Regions from separate parts of the Mus musculus genome. Here all the other regions are linked to region 1. A link is a loop called in an ENCODE intact Hi-C map of the cell type or tissue named here. Cell type or tissue: gastrocnemius. All regions are shown on one strand.

Region 1 (8,000 bases):
TGCAGCGATGTTAATACAAGAAAGACTGAGGCAAGTGTGAATGATAGCAAGCTCTTCCCAGAGCACTTTGCTCCAAGAGTTCTGCAGTCCTCACAGACGTAATGGCACCCTATCTGAGATCCAAGTATTTCTTGATGTGGAAAAATATGTGTCTCAGGGTTTTATTGCTGTGAACAGACACCATGGCCAAGGTAACTCTTTGTTTGTTTGTTTGTTTGTTTTTTCGAGACTGGCTGTCCTGGAACTCACTTTGTAGACCAGGCTGGCCTCGAACTCTGAAATCTGCCTGCCTCTGCCTCCCGAGTGCTGGGATTAAAGGCGTGCACCACCATGCCCAGCTCCAAGGTAACTCTTATAAAGACAACATTTAATTGGGGCTGGCTTACAGGTTCATAAATTTAGTCCAGTATCACCAAGGCAGGAGCATGGCAACATCCAGGCAGGCATGGTGCAGGAGGAGCTGAGAGTTCTACATCTTCATCTGCAGGCCTCTAAGAGAAGACTCACTTCCAGGCAGCTAGGACTAGGGTATTAAAGCCCACACCCACAGTGACACACCTACTCCAACAAGGCCATACCTCCTAATAGTGCCACTTGCTGGCCCAAGAATATACAAACAATCACAATATGTATATGTATAAAATATGTGCTTGCTTCAGCAAAACCCACAGTATTAAACAACAGGAAAAAACCTCCATGTAAAAAATATTCCATACCTTATTAAATTGGGACACACCTATGCTTTCTCTAATGTTCTAAAATAATTGAACGAAAGAACGCTTCTATTATTGCTAAGAAGAAGCAAAACATTAAAGGTATATACTATCATAAAGACAAATTTTATGAAAGTACAGAAGAAACTAGTGCTGAAGCCTGGCTATGATGGGATATGTTTGTAAGCACACTGGGATTAGCTAAGCCAAGAGGATCAAGAATGTGGGGTCGGCCTAGGTTACATAGCAAGCATCTTTCTCTCAAAAGCAAGCAAGCAAACAAACAAACAAAAGCATAGAATAAGTAGGAAGAAATTATACCAAAGAGCTATGATTGGGGTGATTTCTGCTTATTTTAGTGAAGATTTTATGTATGGGTATTTTGCCCCCATGGATGTCTGTATACCACGTGCGTGCAGTGCCAGAGGAGGCCAGAAGAGGGCGCCAGATTTCGGGGAACTGGAGTGACAACGATTTTGCAGGTCCTCTGAAGAGTGCAAGTGCACTTGACAGCTGAGTCATTTCTCCAATTTTTAACAAATTCATAAAAAATTTTTTTCAGGATGTGAGGGAAGGGTCTCTCCCACTGTATCTATCTCCACTTCTTAGATCAACTTTAAGGTGATAAGGTGATCTTGATAGTGCAAGATCGGCTAACCTACACAGTTCGTTTGGACTTCTGGGCCAGTTCCCTTGACAAAGTACAGCATTAACCCTGTGATGCCAGAACGAAGGCTTCAGACTTTAAATCCAGTTTCTGGGCCCTCCAGGAACTGTCTTTTTGTAATTAACAAAAAGACACCAAGCACGGTCTGAGGATGGCTATGGATAATCAGATTCTTAAGAATTGGTTATCATCAGTCAGACCACATGAAAGGGATGGGGGGAGGGGCGGATACTGTATTAAAACCTGCCAACTGCATCAGTGATCAGCAAGACTTCTTTTCAAATTCCCTTCACATGGTGCCATAGAAAGAGTTAAGAAATGTTCTATGTGTTCAGGAAGGAAAGGGGAGGAAGCCAAATGTCAAGAGATCACCTGGGATCGGGGACATACAGAATTGGGGCTGGCAGGTTAAGCAGGTCTGGGACTGAGACAGTAAACTTAATCTGTGGCTTGGTGGCTTCTGCCAAGAAGGTGGCTCATGGGAAAAAAAAAAGGGTGTGTGTGTCATTTGACCTAGATACTGGTTGGGGAAAACAAATCTATGTAGAAATAAACATAAAAAAGATGGTGGAAGGCAAGCTACTCAGTGTTGCAGAAGGGCGTACAGATGAAGAGAGAAGCCAAGGTTGTCTTTACAGACTTGCCGTGATATCATGGTTTATGAGTTACAGATGTTGGCTATGTATAGGTATGAGTTACAGATGTTGGCTATGTATAGGTATGAGTTACAGATGTTGGCTATGTATAGGTACAGTATGGATGGGCGTGGGGGTCTGTTTGGCAAGAATGCCTGGTAAGAGTGGCATCTTGGTAACAGTGAGCACGCCTCACACCAGTTTGGTGTCTAAAGTAATTGACTGAAAGGACCTGGAGCTCACTGGAGAAGTTTCCAATTCCAGGTTGCCGAGGGAGACCCAAGATAAGATAAAGATCATTTTGCAACTGAGAATAGGGAAGGTCTCAGGTCTACAGGACATGTTAAAGAGGATCCCACTTGCCAAATTTGGGACAACATTAGCACCAAAAATAAATATTAGTTGTGGATTCTAAGCCAAAGAGTAAAATGAAATATGCCATATATTGGCATGCAGAAGTGAATGAATGTGTAAGTGAGTGTCCATATTATAATAGCCTGCCAAGTAGGGAAGGTAAAAGAAACAACAGAGTCAGGAGGCAGCAGCTGCTAACAGTTGAGGAAACAGTTGGTCAAAGTTTCACTAGAGAAAGGATGCTTGTATGGTCCCAACCTGTTATCCCATCAACATACTGGGTTTGGGTTTGTTTGTTTGTTTGTTTGTTTGTTTTAACTAGGAGCCGGAAACATTATTCACTTAGCAACAGAGAAACAAAATAGTTGCTCATTAAAGAGACAAGTTGATGCTGCGTGCCTCCTGATTTTGTTCTGAGAAAAGAAAATTGAGTGAGGGATGGAGGGAATATAGATGATTGATGGATGGGCAGATAGAAAGACAGACAGAATGTTAAAGCACCATTAAGCAGTGAATCCGAGTCCTAGATGAAGAGGATATAATACCTTTAGGCTCGTGTTGTATAATTTTCTCCCCCCCTCCCATTATTTTTTTTTAGAAAGTACCATATCCTTTTAAAAAATTAGGTATTTATTTCATTTACATTTCCAATGCTATCCCAAAAGTCCCCCACATGCTCCCCCACCCACCCACTCCCACTTCTTGGCCCTGGCGTTCCCCTGTACTGGGGCATATAAAGTTTGCACAACCAATGGGCCTCTCTTTCCAGTGATGGCTGACTAGGCCATCTTTTGATACATATGCAGCTAGAGTCAAGAGCTCCGGGGTACTGGTTAGTTCATAATGTTGTTGCACCTATAGGGTTGCAGATCTCTTTAGCTCCTTGGATACTTTCTCTAGCTCCTCCATTGGGGGCCCTGTGATCCATCCAATAGCTGACTGTGAGCATCCACTTCTGTGTTTGCTAGGCCCCAGCACAGTCTCACAAGAGACAGCTATATCTGGGTCCTTTCAGCAAAAAATATAACTCTTAGAAAAACACCACTGACACAGTATGAGTGAGTAAATTGGCTAGGAGAGACAGTAAGTATTTGAGGTGTGAGATGCAAGACGCGAGACGTGAGGTGCAATCTCAGTTACCACCAGGATCCGGATCACAATCCCGGTGACATTCCGGCAGCTAGTGTCCACACCCTTCAAAGTAAAAAGTCAATACCTCGAGGTAACAGAGAGACAATGCAGTAACCTCGCCGAAAGCCAGGAAGCGCCACCTAGTGGCAAGAAGGAGACTTTACTATGGAATTCAAACTGCGGGGGCCCATTTGGGCTCCTACCAGCCAGGGCGTCAAAATCCCCAGGGTGATCTATCTTCAGCTAGCTTGATAAAGTCAAATTTACCAAGTGTCTTAATGATTACTGAAAAGTTTTTTTTTTTCCTGAGAGGATTTAGTTTTCGTTTGTTTGATTTGTTTTTTAATGCAAGAATACTTTGCAAGGCTGGGTGGTGCACAGCATCTGTCTTTAATCCCAGCATTTGAACTCAGTGAGCCTCCTGCCTCTGTCTTCCGAGTGCTGGGGTTAAGGCACCAGCCGGGCTCAGCTGCAACAAGTGTTCTTAACCACCATCTCTCTATCCCTCTCAATATTTTATTTATTTAGAGGAAAACCTTCTGAAGCAAAGATGGCAAAAAATATGTAAATAACGTAGAAAAGACCACGTATTGGACATTGATTTATTTAGTGAGTTATAGAAAGCACTGCTGTACTGCCTAGTTACCAAGCGTGACTTGCTTCTGTTCTAGGTACCCTTGCTACCTGGAACAGAAAGCCCGGGAGCCGAAACAATGGGCCATATCCTTTAACAACCTGCTGACTGCTGACTGCCACATAGGCTTCTGTAAGATCTACACTGTTCACTCCACACTGTGGGTTTAGACCAGTGTTTCTCAAGCTTCACAATGCTGAGACCCTTTAATACAGTTCTTCATGCTGTGCTGACCCCCAGCCATACAATCATTATCGTCGCTAATTCATCACTGTGATTTTACGAGTGCCATGAATTGTAATGTAAATATCTGATAGTGACCTCTGTGAAACAGTTGTCCCTAAAGGGGTCACAACCTACAGGTTGAGAACCACTGTTTTAGAGTAGAAAATGAAACTACAAATAGGACCCGATCCTGAGGGCTTTCAGGAACGATCCTGACTTCAGTCTACCCATGACATCTCTTCCTCTCCCCTCTGTGTCAGAGTGCTTATTCCAGAAAGATAGGCACTATTTAAATAGAGATGGTGAGACTAAAGGGGTAGTCCAGTGGTTAGGATCACTTGCTGTTCTTCTAGAGAACCCCGGTTCAATTCCCAGCACCCACGTGGTGGCTCACAGCTATGTTACTCCAGTTCTTCTTCTTCTTCTTCTTCTTCTTCTTCTTCTTCTTCTTCTTCTTCTTCTTCTTCTTCTTCTTCTTCTTCTTCTTCTTCTTCTTCTTTTGTTTTTGTTTGTTTGTTTGTTTGTTTTTTGGTTTTTCGAGACAGGGTTTCTCTGTGTAGCCCTGGCTGTCCTGGAACTCACTTTGTAGGACCAGGCTGGCCTCGAACTCAGAAATCTGCCTGCCTCTGCCTCTCAAGTGCTGGGATTAAAGGCGTGTGCCACCCCGGTTTACTCCAGTTCTAATCCAGTGCTTTCACCTGCCCTCTGTAAGCATGGCACACATGTGGCACGCAGGCAAAACATTCATATACATGAAATAATAAAAAAGAATTAAAAATTGACATGGTAAAGCGAGGTGTGGTGGTGCATGCTTTTAATCCTAGCACTTGGGAGTTGGGAGGCAGACAGAGCTCTGTGAGTTCCAATCCAGCTGGGGCTACAGAGTGGAACACACACACACACACAGAGAGAGAGAGAGAGAGAGAGAGAGAGAGAGAGAGAGAGAGAGAGACAGAGAGACAGAGAGACAGAGACAGAAAGAGACAGAGACAGAGCGAGAGACAGAGAGAGACAGAGAGACAGAGAGAGAGAGAAAGACAGAGACAGAGAGAGAGACAGAGACAGACAGAGACAGACAGAGACAGACAGACAGACACAGACAGACAGAGACAGAGACACGCACACACACACAGAGGAATTTTGAGATGATAGGCCAATGCTTAGGATATTTTCTGTAGATTTGGGATATTTGATAATTTTAAAAATTAGGTTATTAAAGAAAACATTAAAATTATAGAAGTATTGCAGTTTACCAGGGTGCTGGGCATGGAACCCAGGGCCTCACAGGTGCCATACAAGCACTGTAGCACAGCTAAGTCCCCTCTCACTAGTGTAACAATCGACTGAGCCACTCATGTCTATAATGATGTAAAGACGTTCATCAGATTTATCGTATGTGTTTGCATCCTAACCTGGACCCCAGGCGCTCTGTGCTTTGTGTTGCAGGATTTGAACAGATAGTTTAAATCCACAGCCCCCAAAAGCACGTTGTCCAAGACAAAGCCTGTGTGCAAGTTCAACAACAGCAACAACAACAACAACAACAACAACAGCAACAACACCTTACTGACCTGTGTAAGAGTAGAGGAATCTTGGGAAGTCCTTTCAAATCATACTGTCATTGGGCACTGAGGGATGGGAGGGTGGGCACCCAACCAAGACAATCCTGGAAACAAGCGTTCTTTGATTTTAACTGGAGTTTACCCTTACATCAGAAAGTTATCCTAGGGACAGAATTAACTTGTAAGTATGGGTGTTAGGTGTGTGGGTATGTGCCAAAGCACACTTGTGAAAGGCAGGGGACAAGCTTCAGGGACTGATTTTCTCCTTATGGGTCCTAGGGATTGAATTTAGGTCTTCCATCAGAATTGGCAGCAAGCCCCTGAGCTGTCTCTGTTGTCTAGAGTGCTTTTGTATTGTTCCTTCTTCATTGTTCTGATGTAGTAAACACTCCCCGGCTGTCCTTCCTTATATCTATGTGGGAAAGTTTCATTGGCACAAGGACACCCTTAGCTTTACAAGGTGTGGCTGGCTTTCTTCCTAATGGCTGTACCTGACACTCAACAGAAAATCGCATCCTCTCCTAGGCCAGTACTGAAAGCCTTTCCAGTCGGAGGAAAGTCAAGCTTTGAATCTTTATTGCTTCACTTTGTAATTTGCACTTGTAATTACCAGCAGGCAGAACTTGTGTTTCTATGTTTTACGGTTAGGTTTTCTTCGAAACACACCTGTTTATGTTCTTGGCCCATTTTTATAGATGTTATTTTCTCTTTCATCTGTCTGACTTCTATTTATTATGGATTTTACCATTTTCCCCTGCTGGGCATTATGAGCACTTTCTCTCACATATTATTTGGTGACTTTAATGCGCATTCGATAAACAAAATATTTGAATGCAACGTAATGAAAGTTATGGCCTCCATGTCCCCAATTAGTTTTTAATTGACCAATAAAAGTGCCACTGGCCAGTGCTGGGAAAAAGGAGGTGGGGCGGGACCCTTAGAGTTGCGCAGGCTAAGATGCAGGGAGAGAGAGAGAGAGATCATTATACTTGGGAAAGAGAGCCAGAACAGACTCAGAGCTGTAGAGAAGATCATTTAAAATATAGGCAGAAAGGGAAAGCAGCTCATAGGAGGGCTGCCTGGTAGCGCCTTGGGCAGCAAAGAGGAAGGGGGCATCACAGAAGGTAATCGGGCAGCAAAGTCAAGGTAGATTTGGAAGGTGTTCAGACAGAGTACTGGAGGGAAGGGCACGCCAGTTGCGGGAGGCTTAGAAGTGCTCAGCCATTGAGCCATTAAGTCATGTTAAGAACACTCTAATGTCTGTGTGTCTACTCTAATGTCTGTGTGTCTTTCATCCCTGGATCCAAAGAGACCCTGGGCGGGTGGCTGGAAGCACGGCCCGCCCACGAGCGTAAAGGTGGGTACCTAAAAACTGCATGCCACGTAAGTGGACAACTCAAGACTGTCGATAAGAAAATACGATTTTAGGCAAAGGTTTTCCCTGGCCAGATGGAAGAACTTCACCCCAAATCAAGGTTTCAGCACTCATCTTGATTCCTTTGGAGAGAGCAGCGGCTGAACAAGGCAGAGTGGTTTGTTTTGTTTTGTTTTCATGCTTAATTATTGCTGCTACTCACATTTGTTCGTAGGAATGGAGGGTGTGGTGTTTACATAGCATGTGTGAGGTCTTGTTTTCTACCAGCATTTTCACCCTCAAAGAGATAAGGGGCGGGGCAGAGAGAGAAGGAGAAAGAGAAGGCGAGGAGGGCTGAGGGGGGGCGGATAATTAAACTATGTTTTGGATGGAAATAGGGATCACCTATAAAAAGACAGTAAGTGGTGACTGGCATTGTTGGTAGAGATTGCCAAGGTATTTCTCCCAGCAATCTGCAAGTAGTGGGAATGCCAGCTGGGAATTTATGACACCTGGTGCCTCAAGCCTGGCTAGATGTTCAGAAATTGCTTTCCTGGGAGGATTGTGGCCACTTTTTGTATGCAACGTGAAGTAGCTCACACCCAACTCCACCTTGACAGATGCTTGAACAATGCTGACGTGGTCATTACTGCTTCCCACCAAGAAATAAATTAATAATAATAATAATAATAATAATAATAATAATAATAATAATAATAGCACAG
Region 2 (8,000 bases), 180 kb before region 1:
CCATTTGTTCTGCACCCCCACAGGCCAGTGTGGTAGAGCAGATTTCTTCCAGAGATGGGTTTGTGTCAGCCCCATCTCCGGAAATTTAGAACCAAATCGCTTGCCGGGAGATCCTTGTCTCAAGGCAGTGTTATTTATGAGATGGTCTCCTGGTCTGGCCTTCAACTGGGGAGACATAGGATGCATCATTGTAGTTTTGCTGGAGGATGGAGCCTCAGTCAATAAATCAGTCTCTCAATCTCTTCTTCCCCCGTGTTAATAACCTTTCTGCCTTGGTCTCCCTAGAAAATGTGTATCAAGATGGTGGGAAATTGTCTGGAACCCTTCCCGATGCGGTGGATAGTGGGGGTGTCTTACAAGAGCTTGCTGACGGCAGACGTTAGACGTTGCAGAAAATGAGATGGTTTTATCTTGATAGGTGACTCAATGCCACTTTATTCTAATTGGCGCCTGAAAGTGATGGAGCACAACCAAGGAGAGCCACTGCCCTTCCCGCCAGCTGGAGGCTGCTGGTCGCCACTGGTGGATTACGTGCCTGAAACAGCATCTCCTGGATTGCCTCTACACAGGTGGACTAGAGCACCATCCCTATTTTCTAACTAGCCACGTGGTGGCTGATCCCCGCCTCAGCTTCCTAGACACTGTCTGACACCGCACAGTGTAGTCGTTCTCGCTGAGACACCGCACCAAAATTAGACCTGTCCGTTAGAGACGTTAAAAGATCCAAAACTGTATTTTGGGCATTACTGAGTCCTATCCTCCTGCTGCTCCTCTGGGTGTCTGGCATAGTTACTTGACCTTTCTATGACCCAGTTACCACTTCTGAGAAAGAAGAAAAAAAAAGTAACTTCTTTGTGATCTGCACTGGTTTTGCTGTTGTTTTGCTTTAGAATTCGATTAACCTGAATTCTAGTGAGTGAAACCACCGGAAAACAATTGCTACATTCTTTCAGAATGTATCAATGCATCAAACACATACTGAACACTTACTGGTCAGTGTTGTTTGTGGTGTGGTAGGTCTGAGGATTCAAAATAAGGAAATGCAGCCCTTGACTCCAAGGAGCTCCGAGCCCTGTGCTTTATGCTAAGGCTATTGCTGTAACTATTCTCTTCGGCTGCATTTTCCCCCTCTTTTTACCCTCTAGAAAACTCTGTTTCTGTAGAATACTCGAGTCTTGGAGGCATTTGTACAGTTTCCTCTAGGTCATTCCCGCTCTGGTAAGCTGCTAACCCCGTGTCCTTCCTGTCCCAGGTGTAACATAGCCGTGATCCTGCTGACAGATCTGATCATTGACCACAGCGTGAAGGTGGAATGGGGAAGTTACCTCCACCTGCTGCTTCATGCAATTTTTATAGGTAACAAGTTCTAATTCCTCCACTTTGTACCTCCAGGACCATTTTAAGGTGGTTAGATCAGTGGTTCTCAACCTGTAGGTTGCAACCTCTTTGGGGGTTGGCGTGGGGCCAGATGTCCCTTTCGTAGGGATTGCATGTTAGATATCCTGCATATCAGATATTTACATTGTGACCCATAGAAAAATTACAGAAGTAGCAATGAAATAACATTTTGGTTGGGGTCCCCACAGCAGGAGGAACTGTATTAAAGGGGGCAGCATTAGGAAGGTTGAGGACCCCTGTTCTAAGAGGTTTTGAAGTATTGGGCATGAAACAAATGTAAAAGTTGACTTGAGAGCCAGGCAGATCTCTGTGAGTTCCAGGCTAGCCAGGTTATGAGGTGAGACCCTGTTTCAAAAAGACAAAAAAACAAAACAAAAAATAAAAAACAAAGAAAAACAAAAAAAAAAATAGTTAGCCCAATTCTCCCTAGGTATACTGTGGGCAGGTGGCCATTATAGCTGTGTGTGGGAACTTACGGCCCATTTAGAACTAAGCTGTGTAATACATAATATGGCATGACATCTCTTACATACTGTGAGCTCTCCTATCCATGGTATCTCCATGCCTGGGCTGAACACATCACAGCTTGCACACTCTCTGGGTGTGTACTCGACATACACAGACTGTTTCCCTTGTGTGTGTGTGTCTCATTGATCCCGAAAGAGTTCTGTGACCATTCCTGAGGTAGTATCCCCATTCTGATCTCAGTCATGCAGATTTGATTTGGAGTTTCCAGAGGGCGTGGGGGTCACACACTCACGCGGCACCATTGCACGTCAGGAAGCTGTGTGCAGCCAGTGGGCCCACTTCGTCATATGGGTTTTGCGACAAGCACACGGCCCTCCTAGCCGACGCTGCTTCTGTCCTGTCCTCTCCAGGGTTTGATCACTGCCACCCTGAGGTGTACGAGCACTGCAAGCGCCTGCTGCTGCACTTACTGATAGTGATGGGACCCAACAGTGACATCCGGACTGTCGCCTCTGTCCTCCTCAGGGACAAGGAATTCAATGAGCCCAGGGTGTTGACAGTCAAGCAGACGGCACACTCAGATTACACGTTCACAGGTACCGACTTGGAACGCCTTCGGGTTGGAGCCCTGCGGGAGTGAGAAGTCAGCCAAGGAGAGGTTGAACTGCGTAAACATTTCAGATGCAGTTGTATCATTTCAAGTAGCGTCTGAATCATTCATAACCAACCAAAGAATGCGTTGCAACGTGTCGTCACGTCTCCTGCTTCTAAGGCTGCCTAGCAAACAGACTTTAGGGTGGGAATATATAAGTTGAAGAAGAAGCAAAAAGTGCTTAATTTGAGACTTGTATGATGACAATTATTTCATAGTGTTCTGTGTCTGTGTTAAAGTCTGTTTTCTTGATCCTCAGAGTCCACTCACACCAATTATTATTATATTGTTATTATTATTATTCCACTCTGACTACTACAACAGTTTACAAAATAATGGCTTATTTTTTAGGAATCAAAGTACCTTTGCCTTTTTATCTACTCACATGGCAGACACAGCACTGATAACATTTTTAAACTGGCTAAAAGGCAGACTAAGGACCAGGTCCTTGGGGTAAAGAAAAAGGAAAAAACAAACAAACAACAAAAAAAAACCAATGGCAGCAAATTGTCCTTGGCCTACACACTCACACACCATACTCACATTCACACACACACACTCTCACACATCTACCTACCTACATGTGCACTTCCACCACTCCCGCAGCAGACACAAAATTAAACTAAAAAAATGTAACTTAAAAAAATTTTAAAAGCAAAAATAGAACAAGCCCTCCTGGTTTTATATGAAAGCAATTTCACTCAACATCCCAGAGCGTAATGCTTTCTAAATGTCCTTTTGCCATTTTGTGAGGCTTTAAACTTTAACAGTGTTGCCGGGCATGGTGGCGCACACCTTTAATCCCAGCACTCGGGAGGCAGAGGCAGACGGATTTCTGAGTTCGAGGCCAGCCTGGTCTACAAAGTGAGTTCCAGGACAGCCAGGGCAATACAGAGAAACCCTGTCTCAAAAAACCAAAAAAAAAAAACTTTAACAGTGTTTAGCAATTGGCTTGATATAAATATTAAATAAAAACTAAAACACAGTCTTGAAAGTAAAATGGAGCCAAGACTATAGCTTTTTTTCCTATGAAGTTGAAAATTAGTTCACATTACAGAAATGTAGCTCGCTTTAATAAAGGTGAAAACACCCCAATTGCTAGGACTTTGCCGCTGTCCGTGGTCTCCGGCAGGTGGCAGCAGAGGACCGCTCAGTGAGTGCAGCTGAACTTTAATAACTAGCTGCAAACAGCAGCATCTACCCTTAAAGCCCTGCTGTAGCTGCCGCGCCGTTGAATGAATCATGGCCGCTCCTCCGCCCACGCCCTCCTGTATCCCATGCTGTCTATGAGTAGCAACGCACAGTGCCGGTTTTATGCACACTCCCATAGTCCTGTTGTGCGTGTGTTCACGGTTGGCTTTCTCTCTCAGCAGGCATTAACGATTTTACACCCGATTACCAGCCGTCCCCTATGACCGACTCAGGGCTTAGCTCCAGTTCTACCTCCTCTAGTATCAGCTTAGGAAACAACAGCGCTGCCATTTCACACCTCCACACCACCCTCCTCGGCGAGGTGGACCTCTCAGTGGAGCAGGATGGAAAAGTCAAAACCCTCATGGAGTTCATTACCTCAAGGTAACCGGGCGGCTCTCTCCATCCCAGCATCCCCAACATCCCATGGCATCCCCAGCATCCCTGGGGCCGAGCTAGCTTCGCTTCTGTCAAATGGCACAAGCCAGGTTTAGATTTTTCTGAAACCCTGTACTTTGAAACACACAAGTTTTTATTGTACTTATACATATTGTATATATATATATATATGACTTTTGAAAAAAAATACATATGGTATGTATATGACTAGATGCCAGAGATAACACTGTTATATGGAGTCATAATAGTCTAGTCAGTCAACCAGCAAATACTTTTTTAGGGCCTGCTGCATTCCATAATAGATAAATAGATGCCCTATGGTGAGAGCCAAAACTTCTTTACCACTGCCAAACTCACCGTTTTCTCAAAGTCCTGATGGGTAATGCCCAGAAAAGTGATTTCTACACAGTGCTAGAGAACCTGCAAAAATTCACACTGCAGAGCCTTGAAAACCAGGCCCATGGTTATAAATTATATTTAAAAAAAAATAAAAGTGTTGGCTGGAGAGTTGGCTCCGCAGTGGCCGAGGATACAGGGTTTGCTCACAGCCCTCTGCTAACTCCAGTCCCTGGGGATCTGACTTCCTCTTCCAACCTCAAAGGGCCACAGGGATGGCATGTCTTGCATATATACACATGCCTGTGCAACACACATAAAACAATAAATAACCATTTTATATGGGTTTTGCCTGTGCGTATGTCCCTCTGATATCTACCCAGAAATTGGGAGGTTAGTTTTTGTGGGAGATCAAGTCACGAAATTATGAAATGTAATTAGGGACTAGGAAAAATGACACTGAAGGAAACTACACAGGAATCCTAAATTTTAAATTTCCCTTTTCTATAAGCAGTCCTCTCATCGGGCTAGTCTGTCACCTTCTTTGGCCATCTCTGAGCTCCAGTCCTGTCTCCCAACATTTGCTGTGGGCCCATCCTTGTCCATGTGCTTAAATAATAGGAGTAGGTTGTAGCCCGTGATCTGATGAGTTCAGCCATCTCCCACGTGTCAAGGCGAAGTAGGGGCAGCTAAGGGCAAGAGCTTATGCCAACTCTAGACAAATGAATGTCGCTGTCCCCTGTTTTCAGAAAACGAGGGCCCCTTTGGAACCATGAGGACGTTTCTTCCAAGAACCCTAGCATCAAGAGTGCTGATCAGCTCGCCACGTTCCTGAAGCACGTGGTTTCCGTCTTCAAGCAGTCAAATGCAGGTACCGTCTTTGATGAATACACCACGCCACATTTGATCTCCATACAATGTCTGTATGGCTGTGAGGCCCAGCTAGAAGATTGGAAACTAATATTCTCCTATGTACACATTTTAAGAAAGATTTTCTTGTTTAGTATGTGAATGGTAACAGATGTATTGGTAAAGAAAAACTAGTAGTTAAAAATAAGATTTCTACCCATGGCATAGTCACATGGCTGACTGTAAAATTGTATAATACAATTTAGAGTTATGAAAAATGACATTAAAGCAGTGGTTTTCAGACTTTCTGATACTGCAACCCTTTAATTCAGTTCCTCATGTTTAGTGACCTCAACCATAAAATTATTTCTATTGCTACTTCATAACTGTTGCTTTGCTACTATTGTGACTCATAAATACCTGGTATGCAAGATATCTAATATGTGACCCCCAAAGTGGTCATAACTCACAGATTGAGAATCGCTGCCTCAAAGGGAAATATACAGCAATTATACATTTTAAAATCCTTTGTATGTAAGTCAAGTTTTCTGCAATTTAAAATTTACCACATTCTGACAGTCTTGGGAAAAGCAGCATTCTATGCAGACATGGCACTTGCCTGCTAGGAATAGGTTCTGCTCCTCCTTACCTTTGGCAGTGCCTAGAGTCATTTTTGTCCTCATTGTATAGTTGGCAAAGTAACTAGGGTGTTACTAAATACTATTCACTACCTAGGAAGGACATCCCTCTTTACAGTAAACTACCTGTTCCCAACTGTCAGCATGTCCGAGGGTGAGACCTAAGACATCCTGGTCCCCAGGATCCCTTCCCTGGAGATCAGAACAAAGATCTCTCCCCAGTGCAAACACAGTGCAATCACTGTACATAATTAAACTGTGCTCTGCAGGGCACTGGTGGTAACATGATTAGCGTCTGGCTACAAGTCTCCGAGTTGTACACAGGCACCCATGGTCTCCCGTGTCTTCTCAGAAGGAATACACTTGGAGCGTCATCTCAGCGAGGTGGCCCTGCAGACGGCCCTTTCGTGTTCTTCCCGACACTATGCTGGGCGATCCTTCCAGATTTTCAGGGCACTGAAGCAGCCCCTGTCTGCAGACACACTCTCCGATGTCCTCTCCCGGCTGGTGGAGACTGTAGGGGACCCCGGAGAGGATGCACAGGTAAGGTGCTTTACTCCCTCCTTTTGGGCAGTTATCAGCTGCTCCTAGGAGTGAAGGATTCACCCTCTGCAGCCAGATCCACACAACAGCTAGTTAATTACTGATGTCAGTCAGCAGCAGGCCTAGCAGTAGGAAGCAGAGTGAAGCCTCCTGCGGACTCTTTAAGAACCTATTTAGATCCTAATTTACGCCTATTAGAAAAAGCTTTTTCAACACATACATCTGCACCCTACCTAGATCTCACTCCATTGTCACAGAGGTAGGAGTGTTAGAATGTTACATTTCAATGGGAAGAGAGACAGAGTTTCATTTTTAAAGATAAGTAAGGTATGACACTGGAGAACTCTTTTGTTTGTTCAGCTGGCCCAGTGGGTTGTTTGATTTTTGACATTGGATCTTCAGTGACAAACCAGACAAGGTCTTGGCTTTCTGGAAATTGTAGAAAGAAGGGTTTAATCTACCAGCAACAGCCCACACAGTCTTACTTAATAGTAAATGCCATGAAGTACCAAGGTATTGATTTTAAGAGCCATGGAGAAGGGAGATCCAACCCACACACAATTACCTAAGTGATGATCTCTAAGGAGAGGCTGAAGGGAGCCAGGTCCTGTGAATATCTAGGTTGAGAACATCTCAGAGAGAAAACCAGGAGTCAGAAGCACAAAGGCCCTGTGGCACGAACAATAAGTCTTTGAAAAACTAGCAAACACTGAGAGGCAGGGGCCAGACATAACCAGTTCAGAAGGCAGAAGCCCGTATAGACTCGACATCTCACTTAGTGGAAGCCTCTCCAAGGTTTTGAGAAGAGAAAAGAAAGTATATGTGATATGATTGGCTTTATTATTTTGGAGGAGGGGTGGCCTCTCGGAGCTGTCTAGGTGGCCTCCTTTGCAGGAGTTGAGGGGCCAGGTAGAGTTGGAGAGGTCTAACAGGAGGCTGTTGAAAGAGTCCAGGCTGAAGTTGTACGTTCCACTCAAAGAGACTGACTACAGGAGGTGTGGGGAGAGAAGTTAGGGTTAGGGTATATTTTAAAAGGATAATTTCAAGACTTGATGACAGGATTCAGTATGCATATAGAGATAGTAACAACGATAGTGCCAAAGACTTGTGGCCTGAGCAATTTGTGGCAATTACGATGCCATTAAAATCAGCCCACGCCATTAGCCTGAGGAGCGCTCACCAATCAGCAAAGTCATGTTGCTTAGAAGGTTAATTATTGTGTAACACAAATGTGAGGTTGAGTCTATTTTTAAATCTCCCCTGGAAGTCCATTGCCATTTAAAAAAAAAATGACAACTACAACAACAACAAAAAACCCAGAACGTAATTAATGACAGGCTGTCCTTTGCCCCTAGGGATTTGTGATTGAACTGCTTCTCACCTTGGAATCTGCAATTGATACCTTGGCTGAAACCATGAAGCACTATGACCTGCTGTCTGCCCTCTCTCAGTAAGAACTTACAACCAGGCAACCCTGAATGCTGGGCTCACCTCCCAGCCCCACCCCCAGCATCTAAACGTGACTG
Region 3 (8,000 bases), 69 kb before region 1:
CATTCCAAACCTTACTATATCAACATAGTGTTTGATGCTCATGTTCAAACATGGTCAGGCAAACAAGCAAAAATTTCTCCAGACTTAGGGGAAAAAAATCTGTTACTTTATACCTATAACCACAAAATTATAGGATACTATCATTAAATGCTACTTGGCTATCTATTTGTACAAATGTTCTCTGTTATTCGTATTTCCATCCATCCATCCACCCACCCATCCATCCATCCATTCTTCCCAGGTACTATCGGTAAAATAGACTCAGAAGTCCACTAGGAATTTTTCTTATTCTAATGAAATACTTAGGAAAGGAGAGAATGAAAATATAATCAAAATGCATAGGCTTCCAGATAGTGATGGCTGCTAGGCAAGGAAGTAAGTAGGAAAGGAGGCAGAGGAGACTGGAGTTGCATTATACACAGGGTAATCCATAAACATTCCCTGAAGATGACATCTGCTCACAGATCAAATGAAGAGCGGGAAGGAGCCATGTGGGGCTCTGGAGAAGGCATTCCAAATAGATGAAGAAGCAACAGTAAACAACACTGAGACTGGCAATGCCCAGTATTTAAAGAACAGAAGTACTCTCAGATATAATGATAAGAGAAAAGCAAATGACCATATATGCTGGCAAACTATAAGCCATTATTTTTTCAGTATTATTCTGATTTAGTATGTGCACAAGCACATAAGGCATGCCATGGTGTATATGTCCAAGGTCAACTTGCAGGAGTCATTTCTCTCTTTTCATCACGAGGGTCCCAGTGTCGTTGAACTCAAGACACAAGGCCTCCATACTGAGTGTGCTGTCTCTCCTCTGCTTCCATAGCATCTCTGGCTATGGTAGAGGCTATCTCACATATAATCCTTGGCTGTGGTATAGTCATTCTCACATATAAATCCCCAGTGTGCTAGGACTATGGTATATACACAAGTGACTGCCAAGTGTACAAAAATGTAGATTTAAATGTATACTATTTATTTTGTTAAATAAATTATACTTTTTTCAGTCAAGGTTTTATAAAACTGTAGCCAAAATAAGTGGTTCTTAAACTTGCATATGTCTAAAAATTAAATTGAGACACTTAGAACAATGAGAATATGGGCCTTCACCCTAAGGTGTAGTCAATGCTGAGTGGTAAAGGTCCCAAGTAAGTCCTTTTGATTAAGGTAAATGATCCAATATCACTTATTAAACTGAGCGTCCTGAAATATTTTACTAGTCTTAGATCAGCCAATGATATAATTATTGCATATAATATGGTTTAATTAATGTTTTAAAATAATGCAAAACTGGAGAATAACCATCAGTGCTTTGGTAGTAGAGGAAATCCCTTCCTTGTGAACCTCAGAAGACTGGCTACACAGGTGTCCACTGCCGTGGATCCTTCTGTTGGGGAGTGGAGCAGAGCAGAGCACGGTGTTGTTCCTCATGCCTCCTCTCTGGGTCACAGTCCGTCTGTATGCTGGGTAAAACTATTCCTGGGTTGGGCAAATTGTCTATGGTTCAGTCTCAGATCATGCCCTAATAGAGCCACCCAGGAGTGTCTTCCAAGAGGCCTATGCATGAGAGGGAGCGGTTTGGTTTTAGTTGTGTCACACACTAGATATATGAGCCTGCATAATGTACTTGATTACATGGATATCTGCTCTCTACAAAAATAAATGTGTATTTGTGAAGCTCCAATACTATAATATATGTAAAACTACTCCAGGCATTATAAAACAGTAATGAAACTTTGGATATAAAAAAGCACTAGAAAGTCTTGAGATTTTCACCTATTCCTTTTCTCACTTATCAGTCAGTGATTCCTATATTTTTCTGAAACTAAACTTAAATCTTCTCTAATAAGGTTAGAAAGCAAGTCATTGTCTTTTATAAAATTCTACCTCTGATCAACTCCTCTCCCTTTAACGAGAAAAAAAAATTGTTCTGGTTTCTTAAATGCTCTGGTTTTCTTAAACTTTTTAAGTTACTCATATTTTACAAATATAAAAGTTGAAAATATATCAGCACTGTCATAATCCTCATATTTGAATGCCAGCATCCACAATAATGCAGCCATAGCAAATAAGCATATACAAAGTGACTGGCATAGAACAAGGCAAAGAAGTGGCCCAGTGGGTAGAAACCAGCAGCCTGGCAAAGTTAGCTTCATGCAGACCAGCAGATGAGACCAAAGCTTTACCATTCACAGCTGAAGAAAGAATTACTTAAGACAAAATGAACATTAGACTAGAAACCAAAAATTTAAAGCAACATACCAATTCACTATATAAAATATATTAAAATTGCTATTATATCTTTATATACACTTTTACATCTACTTTGACAGCATATATCAAAGTAAAAAACTACAAAACCTTTGTACTATATAATTATATACATAAAGCACAATTACATATATATTTTATCTATCAAAATATGTAAAACTTCAAGAAAACAGATAACTCTGATGTATTAATGTATAATAAAAAATCTAAATTTTTACATAGTATACTTAAAATTAAGTTTTAAGCCGGGCAGTGGTGACATACGCCTTTAATTCCAGCACTTGGGAGGTAGAGGCAGGCGATTTTATGAGTTCGAGGCCTGAGTGACTGAGTGACTGAGAAACCCTGTCTCAAAAAAAAAAACCCACACACACAAAAAAATTAAGTTTTAAGCTTGTTAATACTCTGGTTTTTCTCTATTTTCCAAATACATTTGTACAGTGCTCATGTGGACATTTTAAATTATAAGTAAGTGTTACTGTAGCTGCGAATGTAAGAAAGAACGAGTATATATCCAATTTTACAAAGGATGATAGTCCAACTCTTCTGCCTATACAATTTTTTTTTAATTAGGTATTTTCCTCGTTTACATTTTCAATGCTATCCCAATACAATTTTTATCAAATGTAGAAATGCAACTTTGTGAAACTGCACATTTATTTTCCACATAGTAAATTAGTAACTGGAAAACTATTATGTTTTCCCTACTCATTTTTCATAACTGCCAATAATAATATAACTGTATAATGACAATTTTACTGCTAGAGAAAGCAGATAATTATCAAAGAGTTTAATATACATTTTCTGTTGACATTTGTTATGTATTATTCTAGTCCTAAGTCATCAATCTGTTTGTTCTTTTATCACCATAAAGCTTCCGGATGCTAAAATCGTCCAAGTAATGGGATGAAGGAAGGAGACCGAGGCAGAACTAGTTTTATTACACAGGAGGTTGTTTGCAGATTTATCATGTAGAGTTTTGAAAAATCCAGATCTTAATAATTCAAACTAAATACAAACACCATCCTAGAAGGCCAAGTGCAAATGTTGTTCCACCTCTGTGTGGAGAAGCTATAAAAGCATGGTGTAACGTCCGTGAGGATTACAACTCCTTACAACTGGGCTGCAGGGACACTAACACTGTAGGTTGTTATTGTATCAGTAAAGTAACTGAGGGAGAAGCCCCTAAAAACAACATATTTTCATGTGTCAAATTAACTTGTGGGTTTAAAAACATCAAATTTACCGTTCTCTATGTCAGGGATAACAGAGTTCAAATTCTATCTTTAAAATCATTTTTAAAACTTTGATGATAATTTGTTTCTAATATCAAATAACACCTTTTAAAAAAACACTATCAACTCTTTAGTAAGTAGAAAATAAAATTTAAGTTTATGTTTAAAAAAAAGCCAAAATATTTTAGTATATGCCCAGTAGAATAAGGTATATAAAAATCTTGAGTAACAATTTTCTATAGAGCTTTAAATTATAGTCTCAAACTCAGAAGAAAAAAAAAATTTCTGTATGATGTTTATATCTTGGTAATAAACCATGGATATGACAAATCTCTAAAGACTTCACATTCTGGAGCTGTCTCAACATAGTTCGAACACTAACCTGATACTTATTAAGATGTATAATCACAGGTGTGTATATATATATATATATATATATATATATATACATATATATATATATATATTACATAAAAGTAATTCCAATAGTTCATTTAAAAAAACACATTTTTAAAAAAATGTATGGCTGTTTTGCCTGCATCTAGGCACCGCATGTATACCTGGTGCTCATGGAAGCCAGAAATGGGCACTGGATACCCTGGGAATGGAGTTACAGACGGTTGTGAATAGTCATGTGAATGCTGGGAATGTACCCAGATTAATGTTTCAATGTTAATTGAAAGCCATCTCTCCAGACCACTTGATTTGTTTGGTTATATACTCATGTCTACCTTAGTTGCTAAGCGGCACGTGGGTGTTGCTAATGTGCAGCCATTCTCGCACTATGACTTAGGCTCTATTCTGTCAATCTGACTTAAAGTTAACCCTGTGCATTGCTTTAGTCTTTTTTTTAAAGAATTATTTAGTTTATGTATATAAATTGTAGCTGTCTTCTGGTGTTGCTGTAGTGACACCAGAAGAGGTCACTAGATCCCATTACAGATCGTTGTGAGCCACTATATAGTTGCTGGGAATTGACCTCTGGAAGAGCAGTCAGTGCTCTTAACTGCTGAGCCATCTCTCCAGCCCGACTTTGGTCTTCTGTTATGCTGCATGTGTCTCTGTAACCCTTATTGACCCCTTTCGTTTCATTAGATTATCCTTCCTACTCTTGAGTGTGTGTTATCTGCTGGAACATTCATTCTGTTAAGGACTTACATAGTTTTCTGTGACATAGTATTACTTCTGTCGGCTCATTACTACTTTAGGTAATGCTCCGTGAAAAAGCTGCTTGGGATTTAAGTTTATGTTCCAGTGCTATTTATTCCCCTAAATGTCATCATTTTTAATGCAAAATACTGAACAATCTTTCAAGGAATCTATGTCATGCTAGAGTAGAAATGCCCTGTCACAATGCTTCTTGTCAAAAATAAAGGCAAACATTTATTATAAATACTGAAAAAATTTCGTTTGTGAAGGCCTGTCATATTCTTGGGTTGATATTCATCCAGTCATCAAAAATAAAAATTTAGTCAGCTCTCACTATACAGACCAGGCTGGATTTGAACTCACAGAGATCTTCCTAGTCTGCCTCTTGAATGATAGGGATAAAGGCATGTACTACTATGTCAGGACTGAACTTCATATATTCTATCTTTAGTTCAGATTTAACTCAGTAATTAATTCCCCAAACAATTTTTTAAAAATGGTCATTAATTCTTTAAAAAATGGTTTTGATAATTTATTACTTCGAATTTTAATCTGTATTACAAGTCAAATTAAAAACATGGATTAATTGACAACTATGATTAAATATTATACTGTATACAAATACATTCTCAGCAGACATAGAGATTAATCAAATAAAAACTAAAAACTTCATGATGCGGATATTAAGTGAAATTATACAAATCCTTATAATACACTTTTGTTTGGCAAAGAAAACACACAAGCTCAGTTCTGCTATAGATTTAATAGATTGTACTATTGAACAACCAATTACTTTTGCTATTACATGGCTTAAAATATGTAAAAATAAACTTTCATTTTGTTTTACTTCTGTGGCATTGGGAATAAAAATCGAGGGCCTCAGGCACACTCTTTAAATACTAGCACTGAGCTGTACCTCTACCTCTAGAACGTCTAAAAGGGGAGAGGTTTTAAGGAAAACTATTTACTGAAGATACTATTTGGACAGTGACTGCATACTTCTCTAAGTAAAAGCAAAGCCTACCCTTTAAAAACAGACTTCAAAAACTTTTATTCAGTCTTTATGTGTAGTTAATGCTTTACTTTTTATTTTGTGACAAGAATTATATTAAATAAATACAAGCATTTCTATGGTAGCACAACATACACTCCTTAATAGCCTTAAATGACATAGCATTAAGTATTAAAAAGGATGATCTTAACTAGGAGTGGTGGCACAGACCTTTACTCCCATCAAGAGGGGGACAAAGGCAGGAGAATCTCTGTGACTTCAAGGCTACCCTGGTCTACATTTTGAGTTCCAGGAAAGCTAGGCCTACATAGAGAGACCTATCTCAAAAAAAAAACCTAGAAAACAAAACAAAGATGACCTTTAGCAAGAGGAGGAAGAAATCAGAGTGGCATGCAGTTATACAAACTGGTTAGAATTAAATATTTTGAGGCAATTTTAGAATTTTCTTACAATATTATCTTTTTAATTTTACTTTACTTTTTATTTAAAATATATATATTTAGTTACTGGGTGGAGGAGGGCTGGAGGGAGTGGTACATATACCACGGTATAGGTATAGAGGTTAGATATAACTTTCTTCTTCTACCATATGAGTTCAAGGTTTCTAGCTAAAGTGGCCAGGCTTGCCAACAAGTGCCTTGACCACCTGAGCTACCTTGCCCTATTGTAGCAACGGCTTAAATCACCACAAAATCAGTTTCTATAATTTCCCCTTTCTGTTTCTGCATGACACTTTAGAGTGTAAGGAAGGTACTTACTGGCTGAAGCCTGAGGCTGCATTCGAGGTATTCCTCCATTTGGCACTTGAAAATTGGAGTCACTTCTACTGCTTTTCACAGAGTCAACCTGTGTGCTCGATGTTCGGGATAGGTTTGGAAGACTGCGTCTAAGTTTTTCTATAACAATGAGATTTTAAATAAATAATAATAATTTTTAAAAAAAATCAAACCATTCTTTTGGATAGGTAACTTAAATATTAAGTATAATTCAAAGTAAAATACTATATTTAAACATTTCTTTTTGTATACTGTAGAAGTAACAGAAAATTATATAAAAAAAGCAAACCCAGAGGTTATAAATGGATGAAATAAAGCACCCTTAAAGAAACTGTAAGTTACATAATCAAACCTAAACAAATAAAGGCCATTCCATGAATAAAATAACGCAAACTCTTAAAAATTCCCATGTCCACTTAGCCCCGCATTTGGGCTTGAGAATCACATCAGTAGCTGAGAGATAACTAGTTTCATAAAGTTAAATTTACTTTCTTCTCATGTTTACATTAATGAAACAGTGACCATAACTACCTGTTTGAAATAAAACCATCCGGGGAAAATGTATTCTTTTTACAATAAAATATGGACACCTCTTTCCCAAGCTCTGCTGTTTTACCTTCATTTTTAACATTGCTCGTCTGTAAATCTGTGGGATGGCCTTGGAGGGAAAGGCGAGGCTGCTGCAAGCGGCTAATCATAGGCTGTGGGGACGCTCTACTGTATTCTATTCCCCGGGCAGGAGACCGTGAACGAGGTGAATTTCGAGGCGACTGCTTAGGAGATGGTCGTGGTGAATTCCGTGGGGATGGAGAAAACCTATTAAGGGCAGGGTGTACTGCATGCTGCAGACTGTCATCTTCATCATCCAAGCTCTGGGCGTCCAGCTCCTGATCACTAAAAGTGCCCCGCCTCGTAGAATTGCAAGATGAACCAGAGCTGCGGCGAGAGGTGCTGGCTGCATATTCTTGCCGGAGACCTAGCAACAACAAATGCATTACTTATTTCTTTGACTATATATTCAAACATTTAAATATTTAAAAATGAAGTAAATGATTATTATTGAGAAATTCAATTTAGGGTATAAAGAAAAATTCCTTTCTACTTCTAAAATTCTTCTATATAAAGTTGCATAAATTACATCCCAAAGTTATTTTTCATTGAATGAAAATTGTTTGCTTAACTGTTAAGACTTCTTACTCTGGGGGTCTAAGTAACAAAGTACAGCCATAAATTCAAAACAAAACAAAACAAAACAAAACGGAGTTCTACTTTAAACACAAAATCCCAAACTCGGACTGAAGGAGCACTGAGGGAGAGCCATGTAGACACTGAACAGAGTGCAGCAGTTAGCATACAAACCGTTACAGCTATAACGAGGGAAGGAATCTAGGTATGTTGTCAGCAAATCCTGCTTGCTACTGGTATCCTCTAAAGGGATCGTACAGCCAGATTCAAGCCTTCAGGCACAGAAACTGCCATCGAAGGGGCGAGCTCCGGGGTATCTTTTAAAACCATAAATCCCTGGAAAAGGAGTTCAGTGACAGAGCAAACACA

The links. A loop is a pair of places that touch in the nucleus more often than their neighbours do. Peaks named below come from ENCODE experiments on the same cell type or tissue, not always from the same donor. Only the 100,000 strongest peaks of a DNase experiment are listed, where the experiment ranks them.
Region 2: it touches region 1 in a loop (4-fold over the local background); 10 of 42 quality-filtered maps call a loop at or near these places.
Region 3: a loop joins it to region 1, with 9 times the contacts of the local background. A loop is called at or near these places in 13 of 42 quality-filtered maps.

What each region holds. Positions count from the first base shown.
Region 1 is chr5:72,887,331-72,895,330 of GRCm38, reverse strand. No RefSeq gene overlaps it. Among named protein-coding and RNA genes, the nearest start is that of Tec, 23 kb to the right of the region's middle. In gastrocnemius, CTCF peaks have their summits at 1,119 (motif pointing right) and 3,657 (motif pointing left); a DNase peak (open chromatin) is centred at 3,656; H3K27ac peaks cover 491 bases.
Region 2 is chr5:73,067,198-73,075,197 of GRCm38, reverse strand. It overlaps Fryl (FRY like transcription coactivator), which reads left to right. Exons shown (of 63, transcript NM_028194.2): 39 at 419-569; 40 at 1,253-1,356; 41 at 2,277-2,462; 42 at 3,889-4,093; 43 at 5,194-5,315; 44 at 6,284-6,474; 45 at 7,830-7,924. Among named protein-coding and RNA genes, the nearest start is that of Slc10a4, 64 kb to the right of the region's middle. In gastrocnemius, a CTCF peak has its summit at 3,630 (motif pointing right); DNase peaks (open chromatin) are centred at 1,454 and 3,664.
Region 3 is chr5:72,956,715-72,964,714 of GRCm38, reverse strand. It overlaps Slain2 (SLAIN motif family, member 2), which reads right to left. Exons shown (of 8, transcript NM_001113423.2): 5 at 7,063-7,422; 6 at 6,429-6,566. Among named protein-coding and RNA genes, the nearest start is that of Slc10a4, 46 kb to the left of the region's middle. In gastrocnemius, a CTCF peak has its summit at 4,408 (motif pointing right); no DNase peak of the experiment used is centred here.